Regions from separate parts of the Mus musculus genome. Here region 2 is linked to region 1. The links are chromatin loops, found by intact Hi-C in ENCODE. Cell type or tissue: left cerebral cortex. All regions are shown on one strand. Links, peaks and the distances in the headings refer to the core of each region. The heading gives the core; the rest is flanking DNA.

Region 1 (5,372 bases), core at 260-5,259:
TCCTGAGAGGTTTCATCCAGCAGCTGATGGAAACAGATGCAGAGACCCCACAGTCAAACATCAGGCAGAGCTTGGGGAGTCTTGTGGAAGAGTGGGAGATAGAATTGAGTGAACAGGAGGGGTCAAGAACACCACAAGGATTCCTACAGAGTCAAGTAACCTGGGCCTCAGGGGGCTCACTCACAGAGACTGAGCCACCAAGCAAAGGACATGCAGGAGCTGGACCTAGGCCTCCTACACATTTGTAGCAGATGTGGAGTAGATGTGGAGCTGGACCTAGGCCTCCTACACATTTGTAGCAGATGTGCAGCTTGGGCTTCGTGTGGGGCCCCTAACAATTTGAGCAGAGGCTGTCTCTGACTCTGTTGCCTGCCGTTGCTTCCCCTTTCCCTAACTGGACTGCTTGGTTGGGCCTTAGTGGGAGAAGATGTCCCAGGGTGGGGTGGTACCCGAGTGAGGGCTTCCCCTTCTCCTCAGAGAAGGGGAGGGAGTAATGGAGAGAGGGACTTTTAAGGGTGGGACTGGGAGTAGAGGAGGGGAGCAATTGGGATGTAAAGTGAATAAATAAATCATACACACACACACAAATCAAGCAAGCCAAAATTCCAGCATGAATTGAGGAGGCGCTCATGAGGCCCCACTTCTAGCTGAGAGGTTATTAATAGTTGGTGGCTGCTGGGGTGGGAGAGTGGTTCTCTTTGGGGATGTGCCCATTGGTAGGTTGGTTGTCCACACTCAGGGACAAGGGCAGAGGAAGGGCTGAGAAGTGGGAGGATATGATCAAAATACATGTGTATACATAGGACATTCTCGGTAATAAAAAACTGTATTAAAACATAACCAGAAAGGAGAAGACAGAACTAGAGGATCCACTGTCATTGGGGAATCTCTGTAAACAAGGAGAAGACAGAACTAGAGAATCCACTGTCGTTGGAGAATCTATGTAAACGGACTCTACAAGCACTGCTCTGTTGCTTTTGCTTTACTGTTTTTTGTTTATTTGAGACAAGGTTGGCCTCGAACTTCTGAATCTTCCTCCTCTGCCTTATATTTTGAGTGTGTGTGTGAATAATAGTATATATTTACATGAGGCTTTGCATCTGCCTGGATGTTTGTGCCACCACAGACGGTTTTTTTCTTTTACAACAAATATGCTTTTCCTCCTGCCCTCTCTCCTTCCCTCTTTTCTTTTCTTTTTTTTTTTCTTTTTACTTTCATGCTTGTTTTTATAAAAGGTTTTGCTATCTATCCTGGGATGGCTTGATTTCTGGTTCCAGCCTTCAGAGCTTCTGGGGTTGCAGGCATATAACTATCCCTGTTCTGCTAGAGCTAAGTTTTGAGTTTAAGCCTTCTAATTTCAGAGTCCCTGCCCTTAACCACAGCACTGTTCTACACAGCAATTACTGTCCATCATTCACGAATTAGCAGAGAAACCAAACTGTTGTCACCAAGTTGAAATTCCACGGGTAAATAAAAAAGAACAAACAATAAAAACAAATCCTACTTCTATGATCATCTTTGTGTTTTGTGAATTAATCTCTTCAGTAACTGTAACCACTTTGTGAATGAAAAGAAAATAAATAGTATTTGGGGCAGCGTCTTGCTATGCCACACAGGTTGGTCTCACTCAGATTCTCGGCCTCAAGTCAAGTGTCTCCCTGTTTCAGCTTTCTTAGCAGTGCGAGTACAAGCCCATAGCATAACATCGAGGTGTGTGGCCACTTTTGTTCTCAGACAGGCTCTTACGATGCACTTTAGTCTAGCCTTGAATTTGTGATCCAACTGTCTCTGGATCTATTATAATAGTGGTACAACATGACACTCAGGGGAAAAAAGGGTATTTTAAATACAGATAGACTTTGATATAAATGAAAATTCATATTCCATCCAGTGCTAAAGTGTAGTGCTTCTTTTCAATGGGAACTAAATTCCGTTGTCTCTGGCTGTACCCTGGGTGGCGATGAAATAACTTAGAGTGTTCTTAGTGTGGGCACATGTGTGTGCGTGCCGGTCACAGGACAACTTTTACTGTCAGTTCTTGCTTCTTTTAAGACAGGGTCCCTTAGCCACTGCACATGTAAGCCAGGTTTCTGGAGACCCCCTTATCTCTGCCTCCCCCCTTCTTGTGGACCAGCTGGGATCACAGAGCTTGGGCTGGTGCATCTGGCTTTTCTCTATGACCAGTAGCTGCTTGTGTGGGTCCTAGGCAGCAAGTTCAGGTGGTCAGGCTTGCAGTGCAAGTCTTCTTTGTCATTAACCCATCTTTCCCCAGCTCCTAAGGCTCTTTAATAGTGAATATCAAAATCAGCTGGAGTGGGGGGCGGTAGTAGCAAGTGGTAGAGCACTCACCTGGAACTCAAGGTCCTGAGTTTGAGTCTCACCCACATGCACTTGTGATCTTACACCATTCTACAAAAGACATGTATGGGGAATTATATCTATTTTGCTAATTCTTTTCTTCCCCAGGGTGGTTTTCCTTGGTTTAAGCAATGGCTCCAGTCCTCATGGCACATAGGGTGTACATCTATAAAAATAGCTTCTCTTCTGTCCATTTCTCTATTTAGACCCCAGACGGTGAAGATGAGTAAGTTTTGACTCAGAAACAAGGTCAAAGTGATTTATCTTTTCCTTGCCAAAAAGGAGGGCCCAACCTGCACTGAGAGGAAAGCATGTCTGTGAGAAGAGTCGCTTTACTGTCAGGCATTTTATTTATTTATTTATTTTAAAGATTCATTTATTTATTATATGTTAGTACACTGTAGCTGACTTCAGACACTCCAGAAGAAGGCATCAGATTTTGTTACAGATGGTTGTGAGCCACCATGTGGTTGCTGGGATTTGAACTCGGGACCTTTAGGAAGAGCAGTCGGCGCTCTTAATCACTGAGCCATCTCACCAGCGCCCCACCAGGCGTTTTAAAGTAAACAGAAACACATGCGGGTAGGTCGATGGTGGAAGAGTTCAAGAGAAATCCACGGTAGTATGAAGAATTGAGTTCTAACCGCTTTGCCAATAAGACGGCAAAGTGCACATCAAGAAATAATTCACCGAATTAAGTTAACCCCGCACTTGACCATCTCCCCGTGAATTCTGTACCATTCCAAACTTCATTCTGGGCCCAATGCTAAGTGTGTGTGAAGGGCTCCTCAATTGAATGGCAGCGAAGCCCAGGGATCAGGAGCCTCAGCTGTTTGGTGCTGAGCTGCGCGGCGCACGTGGTGGCTTCTCAGCCTCTTCTGATTTGACAGGTGGAGGTGGGACGGGAAAGGCCGGGCGCCCACAGTCCTCCAAGTGGGGCAGTGTGTGGAGCCGAACGTGGGTGAAGGTAGCAGTAAAAGCACTCGAGGGCCCTCGAAAGCTTCGCTGACCCTGTGGGCCCCGGCTTCCACCCAGCGGGGCGCGGCGCGGGGCGGGGCTCCGCCGAGCTCCGCCCACCGAGTAGCGGAGGTGCTTGGGCGAGAGGGGGGCGGGAGACGCTCTGTCCCACGCTCGCCCTGTGCTCGGTGGTTTAAAGATGGCGGCGGCGGCTGGGGCGAGGAGCCGCCGGAGGGGGAGGGAGAAGGAGAGTCTGTGAGTCGCTGGGAGGCAGCGCGGCAGCGGCTCCGAGGAGTCCGCGTGGGAGCCGCCGGCAACTCCGGCCCAGAGGGCCTGGGCTTGGGCCGGAGAGACCGGAGCGGCGCCAGGAGCTCCGGAGGCCGGAGCAGAGGAGGAATGTGAGCAAGGGTCGGCGGGGGCGCGGGAGTACGCGAGCGGCGGGATGGGGCAGCAGGTGGGCCGCGTCGGGGAGGCTCCGGGGCTCCAGCAGCCGCAGCCGCGCGGGATCCGGGGCAGCAGCGCAGCCAGGCCCTCGGGCCGCAGGCGGGACCCGGCGGGGCGTACCGCAGACGCCGGCTTCAACGTCTTCACCCAGCACGGTGAGTGTGTCCGGAGCCGGTGGAGGGCATGAGGGAGGCCGGGGAGGGGTGGGGTGGGGTCGGGGCGAGGTGCGAGGCGGATGGGCAGCCTTCGGGGGGCGAGGGCTGGAGGGGTGCCCGCGAGTGGGGGCGGAATCGGCTGCCATCTGGGCCAGTCACGGGAGGCGAGGCACACCCCTCCCCCCGCCTGGCTGGCAGCGTCTGGGGGCGGCGGCGGCGGCGAGCACGAACCGGGGTCTTAGGGACCCAGGCTTGACTGTCCTGCTATCCTGGGACAGGACGGGGCGACTGTGGAACTGTGGATGGTATCCCCAGGGAGGGAAGGATGAAGGCAGGTATGAGCTCAGGTTCAGGAGGTGGGAGGATAAACCGGTTGTGAACGACGGGAACGAGTCGTGCCCTGAGGAATTGGGAAATAGGTACTGAATCTTTAAGAGATTGTGGTGGCATATTCGGTATGTGCTTTATGAACCAGGCGGTGAGCAGTGTCAGAATGGTGAACTGTGAAACCCTTTTCCGTATCTTTTTACTTTCAACAGAGTATTTTCTCCAAACTAGAAATGAAAGGCTTTGCCAAACCACCCTGTTCTGCCTATCCGAGTAGGACACAGGATTCTGAGATGGCTGGCGGGGCTGTCGATGGGTGGGCATGGTTAGGGCTTCCTTCCATGTGGTCTGAACATGAGTTTTTCTTTGAGCTGCATTGGTGTATACATATGTGCTCCGCATAGTCTGGGACTTACTCGGTGTCATATTCTTCAGAAGGGCTGTTTCTAAACTATTTAAAATTATATTTATTTTGTGTGTATGTGTATGTGCGCACACACCCATGTATGCAGAGGTCAGGAGACAACTTGGGGAGTCATTTCTCCCAGGTATTAAACTCTTTATCAGGCTTGGGGGCAAGTGCCTGAACTCTAGTAAATACAAATTTTGAGCACATACTCTTAATTTGTGTGTCTTTATTAATATAGACAAGGTTATAGTAATTAACAAATAATGTAATCAACGGTCAGAAATAGAGTATAAGAAAGGGTGCCATGAGGAAAATTAAGTATAGAGCCTTGTAAATTAGTGACAGTGTACACAGCTTATGTGAGGCCTGAGTTCAAGCCCCAGTATCGAAGAAGAAGAAGAAGAAGAAGAAGAAGAAGAAGAAGAATGAATGAATATTTTTTCCCCTTGATGCCAAGTGGATTCTTTTGTTCTTCCATAGTGTGTTGTTGACCATTTTTAAGAGCATTGTTCTAGAGGAGGGCAGAATAGAGAAGGAGAAAAATATCAGAAGCCATCCTAAGACCTGAGAGGCTGGTGATGGAGATGTAATATCTGTAGGAAGGACCGGCTAGCAGAGGTAGCAAGCTGGTTTCATTGATAATATGTACAGGAGTGAAGTGAAGGATAAACTGTCCCGCTGCACATAGCTCGGGGAAAGGGAAGGAGAAGAAGTGTAGACTA
Region 2 (5,372 bases), core at 106-5,105, 520 kb before region 1:
TGTCTTTTCCAGTAATGCTTTGTTTGTAAAGTGCCTATTTACACAGTCAACAATCACAAAAATTCTTTAATAGATGTACAGCAGTGAAAGGATATAAATTTTTGTAGTGTTTATATTCTAAGCTCATAAGGCAGTGTGTGCAACAGATGACTAAAGACACCTGGGTGCTGGCTTGTTAAACTCTGGTTTGAAGGATACATGAAAAAGAAAGTGAAGAGGTTCTATACATAATTGGTCAATCAGAGAAAATGAGAGGTTACAAAGATTATTGGATAATTGGCATGTGCTTTGTTTTGTAATTAAAAGTACTTATAAAGTAGTTTTATGAGTGGCTTTTTCAAAGAAAAAATAAGGATGTTAAAGTTTAGAGGCAGTTAACTTCGCATTTAACATAGATTTGCTTAGGATTTTTCCCTCTTGCCTAGGTCATAGGTATGTGTCATCTTTAGAAGCTGTCACCCACACCTAACAACTTTGCAAAAAACAAACTTGGATTACTATGAGTTAAAGCCAAATTCTTGTCAAACCAGATATTCTGCTGTAGGTGTTTTCCAACCTCTTTTGAGCCAGCCTTGAATATATTCTAAAAGATTATTATAGACAGTAGATTCATTTCCAGTATTATAAGAGATCTTTCTGGGCCATGAGTGTGACGATCTGAGCTTTGAACTTAAAACAGTTTCTTTGGGAACTAGAAAAATGTGGAAGAATGAAGAGTTTTACTTAGAGAATTTGCCATATGTTAGAGAAGACAGATGCACAAAAATAAACTGGTATTAACTGGTATGTGTATCTGACAAAATTATTTCTAGAAATCCTGTGTTCTTTATATTGGCTCTCTAAATTAAGCAACTTTTACATTAAAAAGAAAATTGTGTATAGGTGTTTTGCCTGCATGTATGCCTGTATACCAAGTATGCCTAGTGCCAATGGAGGCCAGAGGAGGGCATTTGACCCTGGAATTGGAGTTACACAGTTGTTAGCCACCATGTGAGTGCTGAGAATCAAACCTCCATCCTCTGTAAGAACAGTCAGTACTCTTCAGCAATTTTAAATGAAAGTATTTTATTGGGGAGGGCTTTTCAAAACAGGGACTAATGTAGCCCAGACCGGCCTAGAACTCACTATATAACTGAGGCTAGCCTAGACCTCCTGATTCTCTTGCTCTAACCTCCCAAGTGCTAGGATTACAGATATATGTCACTGTCACCATGCCTGGCAAAACACTTAAAAATATTTCTTAATTATTGAAAGATCGAGGAGGGTGGATTACCTAAGTCTCTCTCTCTCTTTTTTTTTTTTTTTTTTTTTTTTTTTTGGCTTTTCGAGACAGGGTTTCTCTGTATAGCCCTGGCTGTCCTGGAACTCACTTTGTAGACCAGGCTGGCCTCGAACTCAGAAATCCGCCTGCCTCTGCCTCCCGAGTGCTGGGATTAAAGGCGTGCACCACCAAGCCTGGCTGCCTAAGTCTTAAGAGTACTTACTGTCCTTGCTGTTCCCAGCACCCACATGGCGCCTCAATAGCTTGTAGCCCAGCTGTAGGTGACCTGATGCCCTCCACTGGCCTCCGTAAACACCAAGAGCATGGTTCACATTAACTCCCATAGCTGCACTATACACATATAAGTAAAATATTGGTTTATTATGCATAATCACTTTTTTAAAAATCTTTTGGTTTTTGGAAATAGGGTTCCTCTGTGTAGCTCTGGCTCTGTAAACCAGACTAGCCTCAAACAGAGATCTGCCTCTGCCTCCTGAGTGCTGGGATTAAAGGCCTGTGCTACCAATGCCCGGCTGCATAATCATGATTCTGATTGGGCAAGGAAATACTATGGGGATTATGGCTTTTGTAGCAAAGGACAAAATTGTTAATAAGGAAAGGAGGAAATTCTTGGAATGCATAGCTCAGGTGACAAGCACCAAAATGTGAGTTTTAGCCCGGTGTTGTGTAAACCATACTGGTGGTACAATCCTTTAATCTCAGCAATCAGGAGGCTAATCTCTGTGAATATAAGGCCAGCCTGGTCTACAAAGTGAATTCCAGGACAGTCAGGGCTACATGGAGAAACCCTGTCTCCAAAAATCAAAACAAAATGACACTTTGTAAATACCTTGAATTCTAGCACTTGGAAGGTAGAAACAGCCTGGTCTTACAGTTAGCTCCAGGCCAGCCAGAGTTACATGGTGAGACCCTGTCTCAAAAAGCCAAAATCAATTTTCAAAAACCCAAAAGATTAAAATACTTGAAATAAACTAAGGGCATAGTAGCTGGTTCCACTTATTCTCACAGGGAAAAAAAAATACGGTGTAAAAATTAAAATCGAGCTGGAGCTTGGCCTAGCAGCACAGGCCTGTTAATCCCTACACTGGAAGGAGAATCCTGAGTTTGACTCTGAGACTTAGAATGAGTTCCAGGTAAACTGGGCAACTTAAATCCTGTCTAAATAAAGGAAAACTTTTAAAGATTTGTTTATGTATATGAGTACACTGTAGCTGTACAGATGGTTGTGAGCCTTCATGTGGTTGTTGGGAATTGAATTTAGGACCTCTGCTGGTGCCAGTCGGCTCTACTTTCTCAGTCCCTGACTCGCTCCAGCCCAAAGTTTTATTATAAGCAAGTACACTGAAGTGTCTTCAGAAGCACCTGAAGAGGGCGCCAGATCTCATTACAGGTGGTTGTGAGCCACCATGTGGTTGGTGGGATTTGAACTCAGGACCTTCGGAAGAGCAGTCAGTGCTCTTACCCGCTGAGCCATCTCGCCAGCCCAAGTAAAACGTATAGAGATACATCTACCTCTGCCTTCTGGATGCTGGGATTAAAGGCTGTATCACCAAACCCCAAAATAATAGCTATTTTTGCTTCGTAGTCTATTATCGCCTGTTAGCAGACATGCTACTTATACTTAGGTGCTCATAACAACTTCATGTGGGTATGAAGCCTTGACCCCGCTGACCCACGCGCAAACTGAGATTTAGATTAAGCAGTCATTTTGAGGATAGCCTCTAGTTAGGTTAAGAGGCTGAGTTCAAAGTCGTGACTGAGTGGTGCTTGCCACTATCGTCAGTTACTGTCTCTTAACTTTACTTTGAATTCTAGGAGTCCATTTTAAGGGACGAGATGGTCAGAGTCTTTGAGCCTGTTTACAGCCACTTCCACCTTGAGAAGTGGTGCAGGCTGTGTGGCTGGATGATGGCTCTCACAGAGGCCAGCACTAAGGTTCTAGGAAGTCTAGTGGGAGGAGCTGGGAGAGGTGGGGCCAAGGGACTACCTATCCCAGCATTCCGCGGGTTCCTCCCTGCGGAGCTCACGTCACGTGGGCGGTACAGGCGACATTCTGCCGTGGCGGCTGGGGGTTGCAGACCAGCGCTGTGGAGCTGGAGGAACGGCCTAGTGGTACCGCTGATCCTGACTGTCCCGTGTTTTAAAACCTGGCTGGAAATTGTAAGTAAGCAAAACTAAAACATAACTTTAACATATTTTTGTGTCTGAACTACTATTTTCTCCTTTCAAAAGGTCTTTGAGAAAGGATCCCTCCCCACCCCCACCTCCCCTACGGCACAAACAGAAATCGAGGTAGGTTGGGATGGGTCTGTAATTTCCGGGAGGGTGCTGAGAATATACCTGGAGTCTTTCAAGCGTAAAACGAAACAAGATGAGAGTAGATTTTTGATAGGGACTTCAGATGAAAGGTAAATTTACTTAAAAGTTTTGAAATGTAAACGAGAATTCTCATTGTAGGAGTCCATTTCTCTTATCTCGCTGCGTAACTAAGCCTTAAAAGAGAACAGTTAAGGTTTTTCAGTTACTAATAATGGTGAAAGAGACAAACTTTGAAACTCGTAATTATTTTACTTAACCTACTTATGTACTCAACTATGTTTCAAACCCAGCTTTAAAAAAAAAAAACTTTTCTTTGAACAAAATCTGTAGTAGTCTCTACTTTATCAAATTTTATTCTTGTTTATATAGATCCAGGGCTGAGCTAACTTTCCTAACTAAAAATGCCAGTTTTGTTTGTGTGACCTGACCTTTTTTTTCCCCTTGAAGATACGGTTTCTGTTTGTGGCCCTGGCTGGCCTCGAACTCAAGAGATCCACCCACCTCTGCCTTTGGAGCCCCGGGATCAAAGGCATGCACTACCACACCCCGAGTACCTGCCCTTGGGTTTAAAAATGGCTTATTTAAATGTATAAGAGGATTTTGTTGTTGTTGTTGTTGTTTTGTGAAGGCTACAGCAGGGACCCAGAACTACCAGGTTTATAATTATACTGTATAATTCCTTTGTAAATTGAAAATGATTTAAGTAGAGAACTTTGTAGTAGACAAAATAAAAATGTTCTAGGAAGCCTTTTGGATTGGGATAGTTGAAACAAAGCAACCTGAGGTTCTTTATGAAAACTTTTGAGGCCCTGAAGTGTCGAATGATCTGGATGCAGAGTCCACTCCTAGATAAGGAGGTTTGTTGCAGTTATCACATGACCTTAGCTGACTCATTTAAGCTCTTTTTCTTAAAGTTCCCCTCCTAAGGTAGAGCTACCACACCTAGAGCTTCCATAGTAAACAAGTAGCTAGACGTAGCTGGTCACTTAAGGAGTAGAGAAGGAGTTTTGATTTGTTTGCTTGTTTTGTGGGGGGTTTTAGTTTATTTTTCTGAGCTAGGATCTCCGTTATATATCCCTGGCTTACTTGGACCCACTGTTAGGCCAGTTTAAGGTAAACTCAGAGACCACAGCCTTTGCCTAGTAAATAGGGTTAGAGAGTTGTACCCTGATGCTTGGCTGTTACAGTTGTGCATTGTAGCCTGCATGTTATTTTAAACCAGTCCAAGGAATTAAAGTGCTTCTTAAATTTCCCAAGGGGAAATTTGTTTAGAGAAGCCTTGTCTGCCTTTCACTTTCCTATTAAACACTAAGGCCACTGTGCAAAACCCACACAGTTGGCTTTCTGAAGCCTCCACCCATGTTTCTGAAGCCTCAGTATCCCTTGTAAGTTGACCTACATATGGCTTTTCAGCATAGTTCTCATATTTTATCACAGATTTTGTGCAGTAAGACAAGCGTTTGTCAATAAGGGTATCTTGAACAGTGATTATGCACATGGACTTTGGAGTCATAACTGATCGGGCTTCCTGAACTGTCAGTCAGTCCCCTGAGTGAGGATTGTAGGACTTTAGCAGATAAGAGAACTACTTCAGAGTCTGTTTCTTTAGTAAAGTGGAGAGTTTTAGGGTCGTTTAGAATATTTAACGAAGTCATTTAAGTAAAGAAGTAAAAACAGCTATTACTAAATGTGGGGTTATTTTTCCGTATACAATATTAGAAGGATTATATATAGGACATGATTTTGGTAACCCAGATAGAAATGAAGAAAG

Evidence for each region. Hi-C counts contacts between places; a loop is a spot of excess contacts. Peaks named below come from ENCODE experiments on the same cell type or tissue, not always from the same donor. Only the 100,000 strongest peaks of a DNase experiment are listed, where the experiment ranks them.
Region 2: it touches region 1 in a loop (6-fold over the local background); 1 of 42 quality-filtered maps calls a loop at or near these places.

Annotation. Positions count from the first base shown.
Region 1 is chr1:156,555,292-156,560,663 of GRCm38, forward strand. Abl2 (v-abl Abelson murine leukemia viral oncogene 2 (arg, Abelson-related gene)) reads left to right here and starts at 3,496. Exons shown (of 12, transcript NM_009595.3): 1 at 3,496-3,914. The coding sequence starts at 3,758. In left cerebral cortex, for the core only: a CTCF peak has its summit at 2,921; DNase peaks (open chromatin) are centred at 2,993, 3,442, 4,135 and 4,289; H3K4me3 peaks cover 2,301 bases; H3K27ac peaks cover 1,732 bases.
Region 2 is chr1:156,037,561-156,042,932 of GRCm38, forward strand. It overlaps Tor1aip2 (torsin A interacting protein 2), which reads left to right. Exons shown (of 7, transcript NM_172843.4): 2 at 3,515-3,574. Among named protein-coding and RNA genes, the nearest start is that of Tor1aip1, 3.8 kb to the left of the region's middle. In left cerebral cortex, for the core only: a CTCF peak has its summit at 2,670 (motif pointing right); a DNase peak (open chromatin) is centred at 3,297; H3K4me3 peaks cover 1,478 bases; H3K27ac peaks cover 1,159 bases.